Regions from separate parts of the Mus musculus genome. Here regions 2 and 3 are each linked to region 1. Evidence: chromatin loops called from intact Hi-C (ENCODE). Cell type or tissue: heart. All regions are shown on one strand. Each heading gives the region's core, and the rest is flanking DNA. Links, peaks and the distances in the headings are about the cores only.

Region 1 (7,115 bases), core at 1,448-6,447:
AACAACAACAAAGCACCAAAACTGCCAGGAGAACAAAAGCAGCGACATGAGCCCCAGGGCCTTTCAGGACTGCACAGGCCGTGAAGCTACCCCTGCTCAGGGAGCTATATCTTCAAGGCCAGACTAGGTCCCAGATTCATTCAGGCTACTTCAGATGCCAGTCTGTGAGGCTTTTCCAGGTCGGAGGCTCCTAGGGTCCTCAGCACTTTTATCAGGCCCACACACTTGGGGCCATCAAAGGTACCTTGGTCCCGTCTCCTCCAAGGATAAACCCTGCAGCCAGCTCAACTTCCTGCTCCCTGCTGCTTGGCAGAGGAAAGGCCAAGGGCAGACTGGCCAGAGGCACCTCTGTGGCTGCTTCTCTGGATGCTGGGACAGCAAGGGGGACGCCAAAGTTGTGATATATGGGAAAATCTGTGGCACTCCCACCAGGAGCTGTATTTCATAAGTTATGGGCAAGTTTCAAGACTAATAAATTTGGGAGCGAAGTATTAATGACTATACAGGGGCACTGTGAACTTGGCAGGCCCCAAAGCCTGGAACTTTCGCAGCCCAGGTTTTAAAAATGATTTGTGCTGAAGCAAGTCTAAACAGAAGGCAGTCGGCATTGTCTGACTGGGACCTGTTGGCAACTTCAGGAAGCTCTTCCCTCTCGGAGGGATGTGGCTGGGCTGGAGCTGGAGCGGGCACTCTTGCCCTTCCCAGCAGCCCTCCCCCACTTAAGGAGGGACAGCCACGCAGAGGTGATGCTGGCCACGTCCCAAGGCTCCTGTGACTCACTGCTATGTCTGCAGGTTAATGCCTGGATTGTCTGTGTCCTACTGGGCATGCAGAGGGCCTCTGGGCCCTGCTACCCTGCAAGTCACAGCTCCTAACAAATGTTGCCCTTTCTTAATCTTCAGAGCAGCCTGGAATGCTGTTCGATCATCTGACTGTAATTTCTCGTGTCATGGAAATCCCCACCCTGGACATGGTTCCCGGTCAGAGAGAAATCAGCTGGGGGATGCCCTGGACTATTTCAGGCCATGAATCATGGAGGCTCCTCACAGCCTCTGCATTTTGCCCTCTGCTTCAGAGGCACTGGCCGTGCCACTGAGGGCTCTGGCTGTGGAAATGCAGTTGAGGACTGAATTGTGTGTAGGTGTCTGATATACACCAGGGAAGTATACATTAAAAGATAGGGAGGTTTCTAGGGATGCCACAGGGTGATGGGATGGGAGCAGGTGAGGAAGGGGTCTCAGCCTCTGCTGCTGACTGCATAACCATGTCCCTCCTCCATGTGTTATACTGAAAATTCAAGTCCCAGTATCAGGATATGAGCTTTATCAGGAAACACAATTACAGTGCAATTAGTCAAGATAAGGTCCTGTTAGAGTAGGGTGCACCTGTATAGATACAGGATTTGGACACAGACATGAAGGAAGGTGCCATGTAAAGATGACAACAGAGACGGGTGCTTCCACAAGCCAAGGATTGCCAACAAGCACCAAGAGCTACAGAAGAAGGAATAGGTTCTCCACCTACCCTACCAAAACCCAGATCTCAGATTCTAGCACCCAGAACTGTGAGGCTATCTCCGTGACTTAAGTCCCTCAGCGTGGGGCATCTTGTTATAGGCATCTAACAAATGACCACACTACTCGAAGGGACTTGGGCGTTTTTCAGAGAGAGCACAGGGAGTCCAGGTTTAAGTTGGGAGGGCATGATGACTTAGGAGGTCACTGTACACTGGTCGGAGGGAAATCACTCACACTGTTGGTTCCTCAGGCTCCTGTGAGGCAGCAGAGGGAGCTGGAGGTGAGGCCACTACAGTCTCAAACCATGTAGCTAGGAAACGCGGCCTCCTGCCCCACCTGCCCTTTCTAGTTCTCCCCTTGATGTAAGGAGGAACACAGGAGACCAAAGTGAAGTCACTCGACCAAGCTGGCTTTGGGAGTCTGGAAGTCCCATGTCTAGGTCCAGCACCATCTTTCTCTGGATGTGGCTATTTTCTTTACAACACTGTAAGGACCCCTCTTGACAGCAGGTAAAAAAAAAAAAAATCAGGGTTCAGAGAAGCAAAATCCCCTGCTTCTCCAGGTCAAAGCTGCCTGGAAGAAGAAATGAGCTTTAGACCTAAAATGGCACAGGGCTGGGGTTACGGCTCCTCTGCCCTTCACCACTCATGCTATGACTTTCAATTTGCCCCACCTGCGAAGCTTGCCACAGGCTGTTCTGGTTTTAGACCTGGACTTCTTCTCTGGACCCTGGTAAGTGGCCATCCATTAGGAAGGGCTCAGACCTCCTACTAGGAGCCTGGCTCTGTCACGATGGTAGTTAGTGCTGGTCAGTTTGACAGGATATAAAATTACCAAGGAGACAAACCTCTGGTGCCCAGGGCTTCTGAACTGAAGAGAAAAGAGTATGAGAGATCTGAGGAGGGAAGTCCTTTCTAACAGTGGATGGCAGGATCCCAGGAGCTGAGGCTCCAGGCTGGAGAGAATTGGAGAAAGCAGGCTAGTACCTGTTTTATCTGGTTTCCAACTGGGGAGCTACAAGGTGCCCATTGGCTCCCATGGCTCTCCCAGTACAATGGGCTGCACTCTCTACCTTCCTTCCTTCCTTCCATCCATCCACCCATCCATCCCATTTTTGTTTTTGTTTGTTTGTTTGCAAGTACAAGAAAAGTAACAACTATTAATGCACAATGGGACTAGAATGGCTTTACCAGATCTGAATACTTTTTAATTTGCATCAGATCCCCTAGCTAGATGTTCCTCCTGGGCTCTGAGAGGCAGTTGCGAGGGCACTAACTTTGGAGTGTCATCACACATGACAAGGCACAGACCTACAAGAGGCCCTAGCTCTAGGAATCCCACCTTCTAGCCTTTCTGTACAGAGACCTGGAGTGAGGTGAGGTAGGAATCCTTGGGGCTCTGGGGATAGCACACTCACCTTGAGAGGGCCTCAGCTCTTCCACGATGCTCTCGGCTGCTGTCTCCTCGGCCCACGTGCCAGCCTCTACGACCTTGTAGCGGCTGCGTGGCTGGCTGAGCACGTGTGGGGCCTGCAGCGCCGCCTCCCGCTCGGCTGCCAGATCCAGGTCCTGCTGTGCCAGGTGCGCACGCAGCTGCCGGATCTCAAACTGCAAGAGGCAGAAGGATTGCAGGTAGGTTTGTTTGCCAGGGTGGGGGCGGGGTGGCACCGGTGGCCAGGACAGGGGCCGATACCTGGGCAGCAGCCTGGGATGTGGGGATGAAAGACCCGAGCACACAAAGGCGTGCACTTCTTAGCAAGTTCTCAGCAACTAAACATACTGGAACCTTTTCCCAACCATAAGTGTGACCCTTTGTCTCAGATACCGTGTGGACAGGCCCTACTCTAAGAAAACGTCCGTGAAGAGAAAGTCAATGGTAATTTATAGGAAGGCCACTGAGCCGGCACAGGACATCTGGATTTGAAGCCGCCCTTAGCTGCTTGTGTACCTCCAAGGAATGGAAGGAAGGCGCTCTGCGGGCGCCTGACACTGGTGTTTAATGGAAGTCAGGAGACTCCCCTTCCCCAAGCTAGCACAGCTTAAGCATTTGCAGGCTGGTCAGGCTTGTCTTCCAGTAACATCCAGTTTCCCTGTTCCATGAGTTGTGGGAGATGGCTCTCAGCTAGATAGTACCAGGATATGGGACCTTCGGAGGTCTGTTCACTTTCTCTGGCCTCAGTATCCTGGTTTGTAAATGCAGTTTTATGTCCTTTCTGAACATGTGGTTAAAAAAACCCAAAACATAAAAAACAACAACAACAAAACCTCACTGGTAACACCACCACCACCACCATTGGAAAGCTTCTGAGGAAAACTTATAAATGTCTCCGGGTTTGTGACTGAGACAGGTAGGTGTTGGACAAAGGGTCTGTGTGGGTAGTGAGTATTCACTGCCACCTAGTGTTCGAAGTACACATTGCACCCTCCACGTAAGCGAGAGTGTTGATACTTTCTGTTGCCTATTTGTCCCCGCCCCGCCCCGCCCCCTTATTACAATGTCAGTCTGGCATATCCAGTTGCCTGCAAAACATTACCATATACTCAGTTTGCTTGGTCAAAATAGTACTCCACTGTCTCCCAGACCTGTCCCTCTGGTGTTTTTAGCTACAGTCAAAAAAACTCTCCTCACTTCTGTTTCCTCTCATCTCAGCATCTAACCCACTCCTCGTCCAGCTCCATCTTCAAGCACTTCCTTAGGCAGCTCATTTGTCTCCAGTTCTACCGCTGGCCATCACCTGACAGCTGTGCATCCTTCATAGACTCTGGAAAACCTAACTCAGATGATGCCCCTGTCCCCTCTGTCCTAGATCACATGGCTGATCTCTGTTTTGAAGGGACTTTTCCTGGTCTCTAACCCACTGGGCCCTCAGTCACAGCAGCCTCTTTGAATTCTCTGTACCACACAGATCTCATTCCGTTACTTTTGTCTCTGTCCCTCCCTCTCTTCTTCCTTAGACAGGGCCTTGTGTAGTCTCAGGCAGCTCCAACCTCACCTTCAACTTGTGATACTTGGCCACACTCCTGAGTGCTGGGATGCTGCTCTGCCTGGCTCCATGCAGCTCTGAGACTGCAACTCAAAGCTTCCTGCACTAGGCAGCCCGACTGGGCCACACCCCCGGGGCCTATTTTCATTCTCAGTCCATCCATTTCTATGAAAGCAGAACAGGTTTACAACGGAAAGCATTTAGTCACTCACGTTGGCGTGGCCTAGCGGTGACCAGCATTGGTGGCCTAGCGTTGGGCATCTCCCAGGGTCACTATCTGCATGTTTCATTGACCTCTGTCAGGGACGAACCTCTGGGTGTGTGCTGCTGCACTGGGAGCAGGGCAGGGGAACAGCATATGACTGGGGAGGGGGACCGTCTATAACTCTTACTTCAGCCATGCATCTCTCTCCTCAGACACCTGCCCAGTGCACAGCATGGATGCTAGGCTTCTGGTTCCATTTCTCCAGAGGACAAACCCATGGCCTCTTTAGGGTGTGGTGTGACCTCCTGGCCAGACGAGCCTTAGGATGTTTTACACTTCTGTATAGACTTTTACTCAACCCTTTTGCCCTGATGTATCACACGATGTCCCCTTCCTCCCAGAGTCTCTGGGGGCTCTTAAGGGTAGAGTTAGTCCCTTTTCCTCCTCTGTGGCCGTGTTAGCCATAAACCCTCCATTCTTATATGTCACTCACTATTTTCTCCACTTTCCCTAAATTCCTTTAACTCTATACCCTCTTGGAGCCAACCTACAAGACTCAAAGGCTCCTAAGTCCTGTGCACTTGGATCCTCCCTTCACCTCTCCTCCTAGCCGTGTCACAGAGACAATCAGATGCAAATGTGCAGTTTCCCTCCCTTTCTGTTAAGATCATTCATTAATATAGCCTTCACCACCCCAGATGTATGCTGATAAATAGAAACAAAACCTTAATAAATGCAAAAATGCCACAAGGAAACCTTCTACTCAGAATGCAAATATAAACATGTAAATAAATAAATAAAACATTCTTAAAAACTAAGGAAAGCAAACTCCGCTCAATTTGCACTGTATGCATGCCCCTATGTGCAGTGCAGTACATGCCCCTGTCTATCTGCAGCGCAGTACACACGCTTGTCTAGTTGAGTTTACACACAATGTCATGGCAGACTGAGAGAAATAGGTATGACTGGGCCCTGGTACACCAACATGGGCCTTGTGTGTTGTGTATTTATGCAGGAGGCCTTCAAATACCTGGATGGCATCCTGGGATTAAAGGAAGTTGAACTAGTCAGCTTCTTCAGTCTTGTGGTTTCAGATTGAGCCTAACTCCAGCTACAGCCTGAGCTTCAACTTTAACCCAAAATATAGACAAAGACCGTACCTGCCATATACACTGAGCCCAGATCCTGGCTGTAGACTGATCCTGCTTACACACCCAGTATGAACTCTATAATCTCAGCTTCCATTACTGGCCATAAACTGAGCCCTGACCTTGGTCACACATGGATGTGGGTCCTTGTCATACTTCAGCCCAAACCTGGGGCTACTATGGGCCCCTAACCCTGGCACAGTCACAGTCCTAACTCCTGACTCAAGATACTGTGCCTCAACAACCCAGCCCTTAAATGGGCTAACAGTCTCAGAGTTTGAGAAAATATGGCTCATAAATTTTTATGGTGGCCTTTTCTTGCAGGGAATAAGGGGCCACTTCTCTATGTACAAGGCCCAGAAGCTCTATGAGGTAATCTTCCTGAAGTCTGTGGGGATGGGAGCCCTTTGGCCTAGGCTGATAGGAACTTCCCGCGGGCACACGCAGCCACTTTCTCCAAGGCCATGCCTCAGACTCTGCAGGCCCAGCTAATGGCTTCCTAGGCCCCTCTAAGGGATGCATTATTGATGGCTTGTAATCGATATAGAGCTGCTCTGGGAAGTCTCACTGGAATTCAGGCCAGCCAGCTGGAGGTCAGGGCCTGCCTGGGGCCAAGACTACATATGCTCAGAAACAAGTTCTGAACTGAAGAGGTGAACCCCAAACCCGTGTAGTTTTCTCTTTCATTGATTCTCCATTCTGAAGTCAGGTAGGGGCTATGTTAAAATTCCAGAAGTCTCAGGTAGGGGCTATGTTAAAATTCCAGAAGTCAGGTAGGGGCTATGTTAAAATTCTGTTACGTGTTTTGGAATGAAAATGCCCCTTCCTCAGCTTAGAGTGAGTCCTGGGTGATCCTAGGGAGGAGATGATTTGTGACACTGCAAGAGACAAGCACAAGGCGAGTCCTGTGGTAGTGCCTGAGGCACAGGAGGAACATACCAGATGCAGAGATCAGCAGGCAAGCAGGGCTGGGGAGTCTGTGAGGGTTGCTAGGCAGAGTCATGTAACCAGGGTGGGATATTTAAGGACTTTAGTCTTTATTTACAGAGCAAAGGAACCACCTGAAAATTTCCACACAGAGCAGAGCAGGTGGCATTAGTGCTGTGACCCACAGAGAAAGCACCATGCTGGCTGCAGGGTGAGAAGGGGAGATGTGGGGATACCCACTGGGGCCTACTGCAGTGGTCCAGAGATGGCCAGATTTGGAATAGGATGAAAGCAAAACTGAAGGAAGAGAAGAAGCCAAGAGAAGCTATTTAATA
Region 2 (7,115 bases), core at 1,121-6,120, 490 kb before region 1:
TTGAGACAAAGTTTGCTCTATTGTCAAGACTAGTACTGAACTCCTGGCCTCAAGTGATCCTTCTTTCTCAGTCTCCCGAGGGTCTGGAATTACACTCACTCAGCTTCAGTTATTTGTAATGTTTGTTTGTATTTTAGCTTTCTTGTTAGAGTTAAAAGTTATTTTATACCATCACTATGGTTGTTTTATTTTTCATGTGGTTATCACACTTTCATTTCTTATAGGCTAATCTGGTGGCGATGAACTCCACAGCCCTTTTTTGTTTGGAGGATTGCAATTTTAAATAGGGCTCATTGAGAGAGTCACAGTTGGCAAAGACAGAGAGGGGCCCAGGCATAAACCTCTGAGGCTCCTGTCCTAAGAAACATAAAGAGGCCAGTGTGGCTGAGATGGAATGGATACTGGGAAGGAGCTGTAAAGAATGGGAGAAAACTGGGATGGGATAGGTGACTGCGAAGACTGTGTTTCACTGAGTAAGATGGAGTGGAGTTGTAGATTTGTGAACACCGTCAATACACTAAAAAAATACAGCAGTTTACCCATGCTCAAATCATGTACCGTGTCATACACATACTTAAAACTCATGTATAATGTTTTCACAGATCTGTGTTTCTATACCACCGTGGATTTTGGGAGATTGTGACCATCTTGAAAGATAACCTGTTCTCATTTAAGGTAACTTCCATTTTCTCTTTATTCCTCTACCTTTTAACTACATGGATTTAATTATTCTGGACATTTCATATAAATGAAATCATATATGTGATCTTTTATAATTTTTCACAGTGTATAGTATTTTCAAAAGTTCATCTGTGATGAAACATGGGAACTTAATTCCCCTTTACAGCCAAATAATTTATTATATTGTTTGGTTATATCACATTGTGTTTAATATTTAGCTGATAGGTATGTATGACGTTTTGATTATTGGTTAACAATGCTATTATGAGCATTTGTGTTTAAGTTGTGTGAGTGTGTGTGTGCACGCGAGCATATGTTTGCATTTGAGGTGCTGCTTTAAAAGTATATTTGTTATAGTGCAGGCACCTGAGTCCAGTGTCCCAAGCACACTAGGCAAGTACTCTCCCCTTTTGCCATACCCCCAGCCTGGGATGTATTTTAAAGGAGCATATTTACTTGATTAAGACTAAATGACCTAGGTTCTTCAAATGTTTGGTTTTATTGCTACTTTCTTTTGTTCAGTGGTACCTGTTACAGTGTTAGGTGTACACACACATGCACACACACACAGACACAGAGTTCTGTGTCTCTGCTTTGCTTTCTTTTTTTTTTAGTGAAAATTTGACTACATTAAATAGATTTCCTGAAAGGTAAGGTCTGTTATGTGTGAATACTTACATTAAAGTGATTAAAATATCTAGATAAAGGTTCAATTTATGGAAGTTCTTTTTTAAAGATTTATTTTTATTTTATATTAATGAGTTTGATCTACATGTTTATGTATGTACCATGAGTGTGCCTGATGTCCATGGAAGTCAGAAGAGAGTTAGAGTTACTGGAGCTGAAATTATGAATGGACCAGAACCTATGACCTCTGGAAGAGCTACAAGTTCCTATAACAATTGGACTATCTCTTCAGCCTCCATTTAATGGAAATTCTTAAGGAAAGGGTACACATTATTTTCTTTATTAAGTTGAGTGAGAATTATTTAAAAATGAAATAGAATAGAGAAGACAAGATTGGATTTCTTACAATAGGGATAAATATTCATGACCTTTTTCTTTAGTTAAACAGTATGAATTGGGTCAAGATATAAAATGTGAGGCTAGAGAGCAGCTCAGCATTAAGAATACCCGTTACTCCAGGTTTGGTTCCTAGTAGCTACAGGTGGCTTATAACCCCCTGTAATTCTAGTTTCAGGGGAGTATGAAGCCTTCTTCTGGCCTTTACCACAGATATGCTTTGCACAATCATTAGGCACACTCTTATATACATTAAATAAAAAATAAACTTTCAACCAAGCATATAAAATGTGAATGTGGCATTTTGTGTTTAGAGTTATAATAAAAAGAAGCTTGATGTCTCTGAATTAGGATATACTCTGCTTGTCCTGTAATTAGTATTGTTCTTTTCCTATTTTGTTTTTATATTTTGGAGATTAAGGTACTATTCAGTGTGAAGTATTTAAAGCCTGTTGTATCTTATATATCCTAGTAGACAAAAAAAATGTAGTTTTATTCATTTTTTTTTTTTGTATTTAAAGTAATGAGGAACTTGGAAGGTGAGGGATTTTTACCTTTTAATGATTATATTATGATTTGATATTAAAGCTATGACTAAGTATATATACATATATATATATGTGTGTGTACAAAATTTTTTTAATTGTAGGAATTATAACCTATGGGATTATGTGGTAAATGATCTTGCCTCGGAAGAGAATTAAAGAATGATGGTAAATACATCTCTTTTTATCATATTTATGTGTTTCTTTGTTTATCTGTGTCCACATGTGCCATAGTGTGTTTGTGAGGAGATCAGAGAGCAGGCTCCAGGAGTTGATTCTCTCCTCTGTCACGTCACGTGGGTCATTGGGCTTGGCAGCAAGTGCTTTTACCCACTGAGCTGTCTCGCTAGCTGCTATGATGGAGCTGTTTTAAAAACCAACTTTAGGTTTTTTTTCTTGCTTGTTGTTTGCTTCTCTTTTCCTACTCCCTGCCATCTGTTTGTCACTTTTAGCTTCAGTCTTACTGCTGTTTGAGGAACTGCTGCTGCCTTGGTCTGGTCTGACACTTGGGGGATGTGGGGTAGGAAAACAGTTGAAAGCTATCTTTTGGGGCTGGTTTAATTCAGGATGGCCACTGATATAGGGGTCCTAAGAACAGAAGCAAACATGTTCTCATCCGTTACACTTTTACTACCCAGTATTTTCAAGCACCTCTATACAGCTTAAACCACTCAAATGGAGCACTTAGGAAGAGGGAATGCAGTCTTGCCTAAGTCCCTCCTTTGGTAGATTTGAAGATAGGAGTAAGTCCCAGAACTATGTAGACTGTGGTCAGTGTTTTGAATATTTGATTTCTTAGAGTGTATCAGGCAGGATTTGAGTATAACCTATTGCTGATGTTTATTGCTTTTATTTGAAACATTAAATATTTGAACAAGACTGTAAAATCTCCATGTAACACTAGGTGGCACACTTTAACTTTGAGTAAAAATTTTGTTGGTCTCTGAGCCTGAGTAAGAATGCTGTTGAAATAGCAAAGTATCTGAGACTCACTGACTGCATTTCAAACCTTGGTGCTTATAGTAAGATGATTAAAATATTTATGTTACTGACATGTTTATAAGAATTAAGTTAGCCCGAGCGTGGTGGTGCACGCCTTTAATCCCAGCACTCGGGAGGCAGAGGCAGGCGGATTTCTGAGTTCGAGGCCAGCCTGGTCTACAAAGTGAGTTCCAGGACAGTCAGGGCTACACAGAGAAACCCTGTCTCGAAAAACAAAACAAAACAAAACAAACACACAAAAGGAATTAAGTTGTTAGAAATGATCAGATTTTGAGTTTTTACTGAAAGGAGCCCATTTAGCATGTTACAGAAAACATATGTAATATAAACTGAATAGTGTCCCAGGCAAATATAAGATGAATAGTAATATTTTTACATGTTAAGTATTAGAATAAAGAGTAAAAACAAAGTTTCAAGTTGGTGGCTTTTTTTCTGACTATGTCTTTCTGTATTAAGTATAAAAGAACTAATGCTGTTCTTCATAGGAGAAAGGAGCATTCAGTCTGAAGTCTCAAGTTTAGTATTACTGCAGTCTTGAGACTGTGAGCTCATCTGCTTTGAAAGCTCGTTTCTTTATGAGCACTCAAGTTAGAATATTCTGTAGGAATAGTGAAATTTATGCCCTGATGTCTTATTCATGTAAGATTTTCTACGGGAGAATAAGAGAATTATCCGAAAAAGCTGAAAGTAAAGCATCTATTTAAACTTGTTCATTTGGCTTAGAGGTAATAGTGATACTTTTGTTTAAAACTATGTTTAGGTAATCCAAGTGATAGTGTTTTACAGTGTCATATCATTGGGAGGCATGAGAGTAAGTGAATAAGAGATTTGAGAATTTTGCAAATCTAAAGAGCATAGTATAACAAATTCCCTTGAAAGCTTCAAAAAGTTAGGTAGATGCCTCTGGGATTTTTAGGCTAAGGCCAGAAGAATAAGGGATGTAATACATTAAGTAGAAGATTGAGAGCTCTGGAGGAAAGGTATGGATTAGTATATGAGCAGAGTGTTCAGATAGTTAGGATCTTTTTTTCAGTCGTTTGGATGTTTTAGTAGCAGTTAGTTCACTCATTTGTGTACTGAAACTATTTTTGTCACTCATTGATTCAGCAAGCATGTCTATTCCCTTACCCTTATGCAACACATTTTCTCTCTACCAGATTCTTCCCAGGAGCATAAAAACATCCTATCTTAAAAATCCCATTTTCTTTTTCCTTTAAGGTCAAACTGCAAAAGATTTTACCTTTAGTGTCTCATGTACATTCCCTATTCGTCGTTCTCTTTTGTTTCTTTTTGTTTCTTTTGTTTGGATTTTGATTGTTACGCCACCTAGTAGACTTGTTATATGTAAGATGTGGCCCTGGCATAGGTGCACAGTGGCAGTTCTGCTTGGTACAGCTGTTTGAACTCCAGACTGTAGTAGTTTTTGATGTAATTTAAAGTTTTAATTTTAGGGTTCTTAAACCTGAAAACAGACTTGATATTTAATGAACCACATTCCAAATTTCAGATTGGTTTGTGTGTGCATGTTGTGGAGGCCAGAATTTGTCATTGGATGTCTTCTTTTCTTTCTTTACATTATTATTATGGTGAATGTTTAGAAATAAGCATGTTTGTAAATGTGTTGATGTGTGTGTGTGTGTGTGTGTGTGTGTGTGTGTGTGTGTGTGTAGGTGTCATGCTCTTGTTTTCCACCTTGTTTTTTGAGATAGTGTTTTTCACTGAACCTGAAGCTTGCCTGTTGGCCAGGAGCCCTTGGGATCTCCCTGTTTCTACTTCCAGTGCTAGGGTTCTGCCATATGTTGGCATACCTATTTTTGTTTTTGTTTTTATTTTTTCACCTGGGTTCTAGTGATCTAAATTGAGTTCCTCATATTTATAGATTTACCTGGCATGTTTATTCCCTTTACCCCATATAGCTGACAAATTTTCTCAATAAGATTTTTTCAGGGAACATAAAAATATGATATGCTATTGTCTTTAAAAAATTGTTGTTCTTTCTTGGTGTTAGTAAGCACTTTATACATTTAGCCACCACCCAAGCCTTTTCTTCTTTTAATTTAAATGTATTATGTATTTATTTGTGTGTTTGCCCATGCACACATGCATATAAGTGCCATAGCACTTTTGTGAATGTTAGATGACAACTATGGAAGTTGGTTCTACTAATTTCTTTTTACTATAGGGGTAATGGGGATTGTACTCATGTTTTCAGACTTGTTGCCTGGAGTATTTACCACTGAGCCATCTCCTTGCCCCCACCTTATCTTTTGAGATAGAGTTTCTTACTAAACTTGGAACTTCCTATTTTGACCCAACTGGTTGGCCGGTCTCCCCTCTTCCTGTACTGGGATTGTTTTTGTGCTCCACCTCACTCAGCTTTTACATGGATTTTGGAGACTTGAACTCATTTTTTTATGCTTGTGCAACAAGTACTTTATTCAAGTGAGTCATCTCCCAAATCCCTCAAATTAGATTTTAAGTATTTGCTTTCTGAGTACGTATGAAGAATAATGAATAAGAAATATATGCTAAATGGTGATTGATACCTAATAGTCTCATAAATATTCTTATTTTAATACATCTAGGCTTCCTTCCAGCGCTCCAATAGTCATGACAAAGTGAGAAGAATTGTTGCTGAGGAGGGTCGTACCGCAAGAAACTTGATAGCTTGGAGTGTTCCACTAGAAAGCAAAGATGATGATGGTATGCATTTTACAAGTTAGATTTTCCTTTAATGTAAATTGGGAGGACAGGTGGGTGTGCTGATGCAAGTCCCAGTGGTATAGAAGATTGGAGGCAAAAGGATTATCCTTAGGAACTCAGGGCTAGCCTTGGCAATATAACAAGGCCCTATTTAAACAAAATGAAACAAACCAAAATGTGTAAGCATATATTTAGTTTGAGAAAGTAAGTATATTTAAACTGAATGTTCACATTTAGAATTCTCCAGCAAATTGGCATTGTAATAAATTGATTTTGTACAAAATTGTTTAAGAAGTGTTATTGTTCATTTGCTGTTTTAAGAAATAATGAAATTATTAAGCTGTTACTCTGGTAGTTGAAATGGTGACTTATTAAGTTTATAATTTTTTTCTGTGCTTATCATTTAGCCTTCTAATATAAGGAATAGTGCTCCATTTTCCCTTTCATTTAAAACATATATGTATTTATAGATTTAAATTTGTGTAGATTCATGACTTCTTATTTAATGGAGTATAATCTCTGACTCTAACTTGGTGCTCAGATTGTCTTAGGTTTAACTAGTGGAGATTCTTGGTGCCCCTGGTTCCTTCAGACATCCTTTTCTCTTTCTTTGAGACCAACCTTACATGATAGGATGTGTCAAGCAAACTAAGAATGCACTAGGCTGTTGTTATATCTTAGTAATAGAATGCTTGTGGTTAAAGTCTTGCTTAAAAAGAAAATTACTTATGGGGCTGAAGAGTCCTCTCTGAGAAATCTTTTGAATAAAGCATTCTCTGTCACTTGAGAACATAGATTTAAAAAAAAAAATGAGATTTTAAAAAACCCTTCATCATTAGTTCATATTCATTGACAATGAATAAAATTACACTGTTCTGTAGCTTTCAGATAGAAATTATGTACGAGGGATACTTGAATGCATTGTATTGTTTAGTTGTATGTTATATATTATCTAAAGTTTAGTTACATGTTGTCTCTTTTGATTTCTATGTCTATTTACTTTTTATGTCTTGAAGGAAAACCGAAATGTCAAACTGGTGGAAAATCTAAGAGGACAATTCAAGGCACTCATAAAACCACTAAACAGGTACAGCATATATATATATATTTACTAATTTGTTTTAATTCATTTCCTGAGAATAATATCCATTATACAAATTT
Region 3 (7,115 bases), core at 942-5,941, 110 kb before region 1:
GCACTGTGCCTGCTCCAGGTACTGGGGGATACTTGTCACCTCACCCTCCACCCCAAGGCTATCTTGGGCTAGACCTGGCTCCCATTACCTCTAGATCCTGCAAACCTCCTAGGTAATGGCAGTCTATCTCCGCAGGAGTCCTAGGCTCAACCTTTAACCCTCTCCTACCTAGAGAAAGCCCCTCCTAACCAGAAACTGAGTTCTTGAGAATTTGCTAAGGATAGGGGAGGGGCACTCACCTCCATTTCTCTGCCGCTGTAAAACCATTTTCCAGGTCCCTGAGCATGGGTCTCCGGGGTCCCAGTCACCCCAGGAGTCCAGTGCTGGCATGAGAGGGGCATAAGTGATACACGTGGTCCAGCCTTGCTTCTCCTCCTAAAATGTCCCCTTTGAGAGGAAGCAGGGCTCTCTGCTCTCCACACTCTTGGCAGTGGCCCCTCCTTTCTTGCCCTTGCTGGGAGCGGTGGCCATGGCTTGAGAGCCCTAGCTTCAGCTGTGACATGGAAAGACTTAAGGACTGCAGCAAACGCTCCCTGAGCTCTTCCCTCTGGAAAGCCCTGGAGAAAGCCAGGTGGGTGGGTCATTACTCTGTAACGACAACAGCCCCCCTCCTGAGGACAAGCCTTGCCTGAGGGAAAGAGCAGCAATCTTGGCCTGTGGCCAGGGCTTGGGAGTCGCCTACAAAGGCCAGGCAATGGAAAAAAAAAAAAAAAAAACTGGCTTTTATTTGTTTTTCTGGAGTTTTGTTTGTTTGTTTTGTTGTTGTGAGTCTTTTGGTTTGGTTTGGTTGGTTGTTTTGTTTTGTTGTTGTAGGTTTTTGTTTTGTTTTGGGTTTTGTTTTTTGTTTTTTGTTTTTTTTTTGGCTAGTTTCTCTGTTTTTGCTTTGTCAATCTTTCCATCCTTTCTACCTTCCCTGTCTTTTTCCTCCTAAAACCAGGAAGCAGGACACACTTTTGGGGACTTGCTCCTGGGCCCTTGTATGACAGAGAGCTCGTCATGCTCCCCCTGACTGACAGGGCAGAAGTTGCACACGCTTGCACACATCCCAGCCCAGGGACCCAGATGCGTGTGCCAGCCTGCGCATGCACGTTCATGCAGCCGCACAGACAGCTTCCTCTCTATATCACCGCCTCTGTTCTTACCCCTTCCTGTCCAGAGACTCACAGATGTAAAAAGGAATGCTGGGCCGTGGCAACACCATCACCATGGCTGGTATAGGAGATTCTCTCAGGGCTGTGTGCTTTAACATAGTTCACAGAAATCCCCACATCACGGCTGAGGGACAGTGGTGTGGAAAGGTAAGTAACTCGTTACCAGATCATGCAACTGACTTTCTGTTTCCAGTGTCTGCTTGTAGATTCATCAGTGTATATTACCTGCCAATAAGCTACAGACTATGATCTCCGCCCAACAGAGCAGGAGCTGCTGGTTAGTGGAAGGAGGAGCCTTGAGATCCTCTGGGCATCTTTTCATCACTACAACAAAATAGTTGGCCAAAAAAAAAAAAAAAAAAAAAGTTAAAGAAGGAAGGTTTATTGTGAAAGTGTCCGAGTTTTCACCCATGGTTGGCCCGTCACTCTGAGGCTTCCATGAGGCCAAGCATAATGGCAGAAGGCAGGATAGGACAAGTTGCTAACTTCATGGCAAGACGGAAATGGGGAGAAACCCAGGGCAAGATGTGCCTTTCAAAGACACCTGGCCTATGTCATTCACCCAGGCCTGCCTCCTAATAGCCCACCAACTGCAAACTTATCTATGGATTTATCCTATTGAGCAGGCCAGAGAGCCTCTGGATTCAACACCTTGCAACAATGCCACCAGCTGTGACAGAACCCAGAATACATTAACTATGTAGGGGAGAAATTTTAAATCTACACCACAATAATATCAGAAAGGAAACTAAGGTTCATTATGCAACATGAAGATCACAGAGCTGGAGCTGAAAGCTGGGTTAGCAGACCACCTGCTGGAATGCCTGCCTGTGGGTGTCCTTCTGCCCTTATCCAGGTCTGAGACCACTGAGCGCCTCTCGGGTGTCCACAGCAGACCTTTCCTCTTGCTGCTGCTCCAACCCCTCCAAATCCACTTCCACAGACCTTTCCTTTTCTCCAAAATATTGGAGATGTCAGAGTTCATGACTTTACAGCTTTTAGAAGTGGAGGGCACAGTGAAGCAAAGGCTTGAGGGAAAGAAGAAACTTGCCAAGTCAGGATGAGGCATCAGGCCCCCTGACACTGACAGCCAAGTCCTCTTCTGCTCTGCCTGCATCTCCTACCCCTGTAAGCAGAGAGGTGCCTACTGGCTGGCCCTTCTCTCCTCCCTAACATTTCCCTAGCACTTGCTGTGGAATGAATGGGCCCTGGGCTAAGAAGTCTCAGACCCCATTTAAAGCACCTGGACACCCCCTAAACAAGATCTGCCACATTATTTGCAGAGCCCACTAAAATGAAATCGCAAAGCTTCCTGCTCAAACATTACTAAGAATATCAAGACCCTGATGACAGAGCATTAAACCTTTGTAACTGCACGGGCTGTGGGTCCACGAAGCCAGACCTACCTTGCAGCATTGGGGCAGGGTGTAGTATCATCTTTAAGCAGCTCAAAATCAGTAAACTTCATAAGCCGATACAATTAATAAGAGACAAGACTGAGACTCAAACCCACTTCAGGCCATGAGATGAGTCATGAACTTGTGGTCTGTCCAGATGGAAATGTTTTTGTGCTGTTTGTTAGTTTGTTTATAGTGGACAGATATGGGATAAAATCCTTCCATTTTTAAACAAGCAAGCAAGCTCATAGTCTTTGGGGGCAGTCTCTACGAGAGGATTAGGGTGAGAGATGGATCACAGAATTAACCACAGCATCAGTATAGAAGATGGGGACAAATGGGTACTTTTGTTAAGAGAGAGAAAGATTGACAGAGGAGAGAACAACTGTCCCTTCTAAATCACACCCTCAACGGCATTTGGAGAAATACAAAAAGAACTAGAAGCCAGGCTTCCTGCTAGATTCTGGGAAAGGAGCCCACCGAAAGGGATTATGACTACTGCTGTAGAGGAAAGCTGCAGTTCCCCGTCTTTCCAGAAGGGGGAAACAGGCAGGCTCAGTGTGGCTTGGGAGTGGTTCCCAACAGTTTACACCAGGCACCAGACATGCTTGGAGCTAGGTACTAGTCTCCTGAGTTATTTAGTTTTGTTTTCTGAGACAAGGTCTCATGTACCCTCACAAGGCTTCTGATATCTTCCCAAGCAGGCATGCATCACCAGACCCAGCTTGGATGTCCTCTTAGCAGCATCGCTATACTCAAATTAGAGGACTCATAAACATATGCATTAATTTAAACATTTAAAAATGTATTTACACAGAAACAAAACAACAAATAATTCTATTCCCTTTTATTTATGTGTCTGTGTGAGTGTATATCACGTGAATGTAGGAGCCCACACTAACCAGAGGAGGACGTCAGATGCTCTGAAGCTGGAACTCTGGACAGTTGTGAGCTGCCACATGTAGATGCTAGGAACCAAACCTGGGTCCTCTACAAGAGCAGCAAGCAGTCTTAACAGTTGAGTTATCTGTCCACCTCAACAAAATACTGTACTAAGGCCTGACATTTTCCAGGATGCATTGAATTTACATTTGACAAACTTGAGGGCCTATTACGGTGCTTGCATTTGTTTATGACAGATGGAAAACTAGCTCAAACACAAGGCTTTCCCTTCATCAAGCTATTGCCCTTTTAATGGTTTTTTAGGAATATCAGTTATTCTTTCCAACACACATTTACAAGAAACCAAATGAGTGATTTTTTTTTTTCCTCCTGACAAGAAGCAGAGGTTCCCATCCTATTTTGCCTCCTCGTCACTTTGCATCGCAGCAGGAAGTACAATGGCACCCAGTACTGGGCTCCAGCCAAGGCCCATGGAGTAGAGTTCTCGGATGAACCTCAGGGGATCCTGCTATTACAAAACATCCCCTGGAGGTTTGCGTTCCCAAATTAGGTAAGACAGGAGATAACAGAATCTGGGTTGTCACCTCTCCTCTGAGGTGACTGCCCAAAGTCTAATCACAGACAGATTGTGATTAGTGATTAGTGAGACTGGGGTGGGCATTAGCCCACTGCAGGAGGGACTCCAGTCAGGCGCTCGCTCGCTCGCTCGCTCATCTGTTGGAAATTCGTAATTGGTTTGGAGGCAGCAGATTCCACTCCACATCACTGGGCTGAGTTCTGTTTTGATCAACTTGAATTATAGACAATGTGTGTTATTTATAGTGCCTTAGACATGCCTTGGAGTTAAGAACAAAATCATAATGCTCCCTGGTTGCAGCTCTCTCTGCCACTCTCTCCTCGCTGCTTGCAGACAGAAGAGATTTATCACCACTAGCCTCATCACACACCTAGAGCATGGCAAGCCCAGTGCCAGGAGGCTGGCTAATGCTCGAGGGATGGCCCTGCCTCTCGTAGGATTTCACCTGAGGGAGGGAGATGAAGCCAGATAGTAGGATGGCCACAGGGTAAGGCCTGCTGGATTTGCCAGAGCTGAGATGGAGTTTGCTTACAGGAGAGAAAGCTGCAAGGCCAGGTGAGGGAGGAGGGAGGAAGGCCCACCTGGAAGCATGGGACAGAAGACAGCTGGGATTACATACATCACATACATCTAGGCTTCACTGGGATGGGGGGGGGGGAGGGTGTAGAAAAAAAATCCCAGCTATAACTACCACAAAGAGGAAATGACTTGGCTCAAACAGGAGCAAAGCTGAGGTAGACCCGAGAGTTGGGTGATCTGGGTCTCAACCTCGCAGCAGTAGGTTTTTGTGTTTCTCTGCTCTGTTGTCCAAGATCTTGCTTTACACTATGAACTCTATTTATGATTTCAAAATGAATGCCAAAATAGTAGAACCAGATGCCTCCTTGTCTGCTACCAGTGGGGAAAGATGCCTTGTTTTCAGAACCTGGAAAACCTCTTTTTGTCTCACCAGCCCAAACTGGAATAGATTGCTCATCTCCAAAGCAACCACTAGCAAGGAGTAGTGGGTTCCCTTATTGGCTTAGACTCGGCATAGGTAGGAACTTAATAAAGGTTTGCAAATGAGCTCTCTAGGAAAACAAAACTGTTTGCACATAATTAGTCTATATTTTACAAATAAAACTGGTTATTTCTTTAGTGATGTAGAGGCAGTGCTACAGTGTATAACTTTTGTCTGTAGCGTTAGGGACTGAAGCCCAAAGTCCCATCCATACTAAGCAAACTCCCATCACTGAGCTCTGGCCTTAGCACAAAACATTGCTTCTTGCCAAACTCTGGCAACTCATGATTGCATAAGTAAGTAAAAATAAGCATCTCTCCTGCAATCTAGCAATAAACAAGAATAAACATATTTTAGAGTTAGTGTATTCTAAAAGAAAATACTAAAAGCCTCGTCATTAATTCAACAAGAAATGTCTTAGGTGAAAATGAAGAAAGCTGTCTTAGCCTGGGTTATAGGAAAGAAAGCAAATACATAAGAGTCACAAAGCATGTTCTGATATGAGTTATGGGAGATCGTTTCTCCCCTAATTAATCAATAGACGTATAAATCTATAAAAACAAACTGGTATAGCACAAATCTAATTAAACTGCTAGTGGAGTTTGATAAAATAATTCTGGAGACAAATGAAGACAGAAGGTTCCAGAAAGAAGCAAGTTTATGAGTTTATCAAAGAGAAACATGGTTTTTATTTTTACTAGACACTCAAATCTGTGGTGACATCCTAACAGTAGAAATGGGAGAAAAAAATAGACAGTGGATAGTCAGGAAAAACCAAATTACCAGTGTGGGTAGAGGGACTCTCAAAGCACCTCACCCCGTGAAGAACAACAGGCAGCCAACAAGGACCCACCCCAGGAAGAACAACAGGCAGTCAACAATCCTAAGATCCCAAGTGCCATCTCTGCAGCCAGCCTTGTACCAGAGCAGCACTAAGTGGGTGCAGCAGCTTGTGTTGTGTATGCAGGTGTGTGTGTGTGTGTCACATAAGGAATGATAATAACTAAAGAAGAAGTCACGAGTGGAGAGGGAGGGAGAGCATAGGAGTTAGAGTGGAGCAAGCACAAGCTGGGAATGATGTCAATACTGGACCCCTGTATAAAATCCTCAGAATCCTTTTTAAAGGGGGAAATTGGACTTTCCACTTACAGTTATTAAATGGAAAGGAAATGGTTACACAATAGGTGACCTCTCGTGCTGGAGACGATACCAGGCTCTCCTGGAATCCTGAACTCTGCCACTGAGCCCCGCCCCTACAACCCGGTAGACAGTGTTGATCCATTGCACACCACTTACTCAAATCTTTTCCACATGAACTCAAGATTCAAAGGAATGCTACAAGCATGTGGCGCTACATAAGCATATGTGCACCTCTCCTACAGCTTCTGGCAAGCCTGGCCCACCAAGTGACATTATCAAGAAGAATCTGGCTAGGAAGACGCATAGAGTCATTGTTTATGACAGACAAGGGGTAGGGTTCTGACAGCAGTCTCAGGGACACAAAGAATTCAACTCTTGGTAAGAACATGGTGGACATCAGCAAAAATAGGTCGGAAAGAAGAGAACCTTTGATCAGCATGAAGACCTGCAGCTTTGTCTAATAAATCACTACAAATGCAGTGGCTTAAAGCAGCATCTTACAGCTTTCGTGAGTCAGAAAGCCGGGCTTGGGTGAGATGGGTTTTCTGTTCTGAGTACCACAAAGCGATGCTCGGGAAGTGACTGTCAACATTACCAGATTAAGGTCTATCTAAGGAAGCATTGACTTTCAGGTTCCTTCAAGTTGATGACAGAATTTGTGGACACTGGTGACACGCACCTTTAGTCCCAGCACTCAAAAGGCAGAGGCAAGTGAATCTCTGAGTTCAAGGCCAGCCTAATCTACAGAACGAGTTCCAGGACAGTCAGGGCTACAAAGAGAAAACCTGTGTGGGGCGGGGGTGGGGGGTGGATGGGGAGGGTGGGATGGGGCAAACAACAACAACAAAAAACAGATTGGTGACAAAACTCACGTCCTTGTAGTTTGGGGGGGGATCACAATTATTTGAGTATATTGTGAGTATATTTGAGTATATTGAATGTAAGTG

Evidence for each region. A loop is a pair of places that touch in the nucleus more often than their neighbours do. Peaks named below come from ENCODE experiments on the same cell type or tissue, not always from the same donor. Only the 100,000 strongest peaks of a DNase experiment are listed, where the experiment ranks them.
Region 2: a loop joins it to region 1, with 9 times the contacts of the local background. A loop is called at or near these places in 33 of 42 quality-filtered maps.
Region 3: a loop joins it to region 1, with 8 times the contacts of the local background. A loop is called at or near these places in 30 of 42 quality-filtered maps.

Annotation. Positions count from the first base shown.
Region 1 is chr9:55,426,284-55,433,398 of GRCm38, reverse strand. It overlaps Tmem266 (transmembrane protein 266), which reads right to left. Exons shown (of 11, transcript NM_172923.4): 9 at 2,935-3,124. Among named protein-coding and RNA genes, the nearest start is that of Etfa, 82 kb to the left of the region's middle. In heart, for the core only: a CTCF peak has its summit at 3,907 (motif pointing left); a DNase peak (open chromatin) is centred at 3,928; H3K4me3 peaks cover 715 bases; H3K27ac peaks cover 493 bases; H3K27me3 peaks cover 2,037 bases.
Region 2 is chr9:55,914,826-55,921,940 of GRCm38, reverse strand. Scaper (S phase cyclin A-associated protein in the ER) reads left to right here. Exons shown (of 33, transcript NM_001357652.1): 2 at 603-675; 3 at 2,354-2,417; 4 at 5,837-5,954; 5 at 6,971-7,041. The coding sequence starts at 2,412. Among named protein-coding and RNA genes, the nearest start is that of Scaper, 20 kb to the left of the region's middle. In heart, for the core only: a CTCF peak has its summit at 3,150 (motif pointing right); no DNase peak of the experiment used is centred there.
Region 3 is chr9:55,532,069-55,539,183 of GRCm38, reverse strand. It overlaps a transcript of Isl2 not described here. Among named protein-coding and RNA genes, the nearest start is that of Isl2, 5.5 kb to the left of the region's middle. In heart, for the core only: a CTCF peak has its summit at 3,079 (motif pointing right); a DNase peak (open chromatin) is centred at 3,083; H3K27me3 peaks cover 2,153 bases.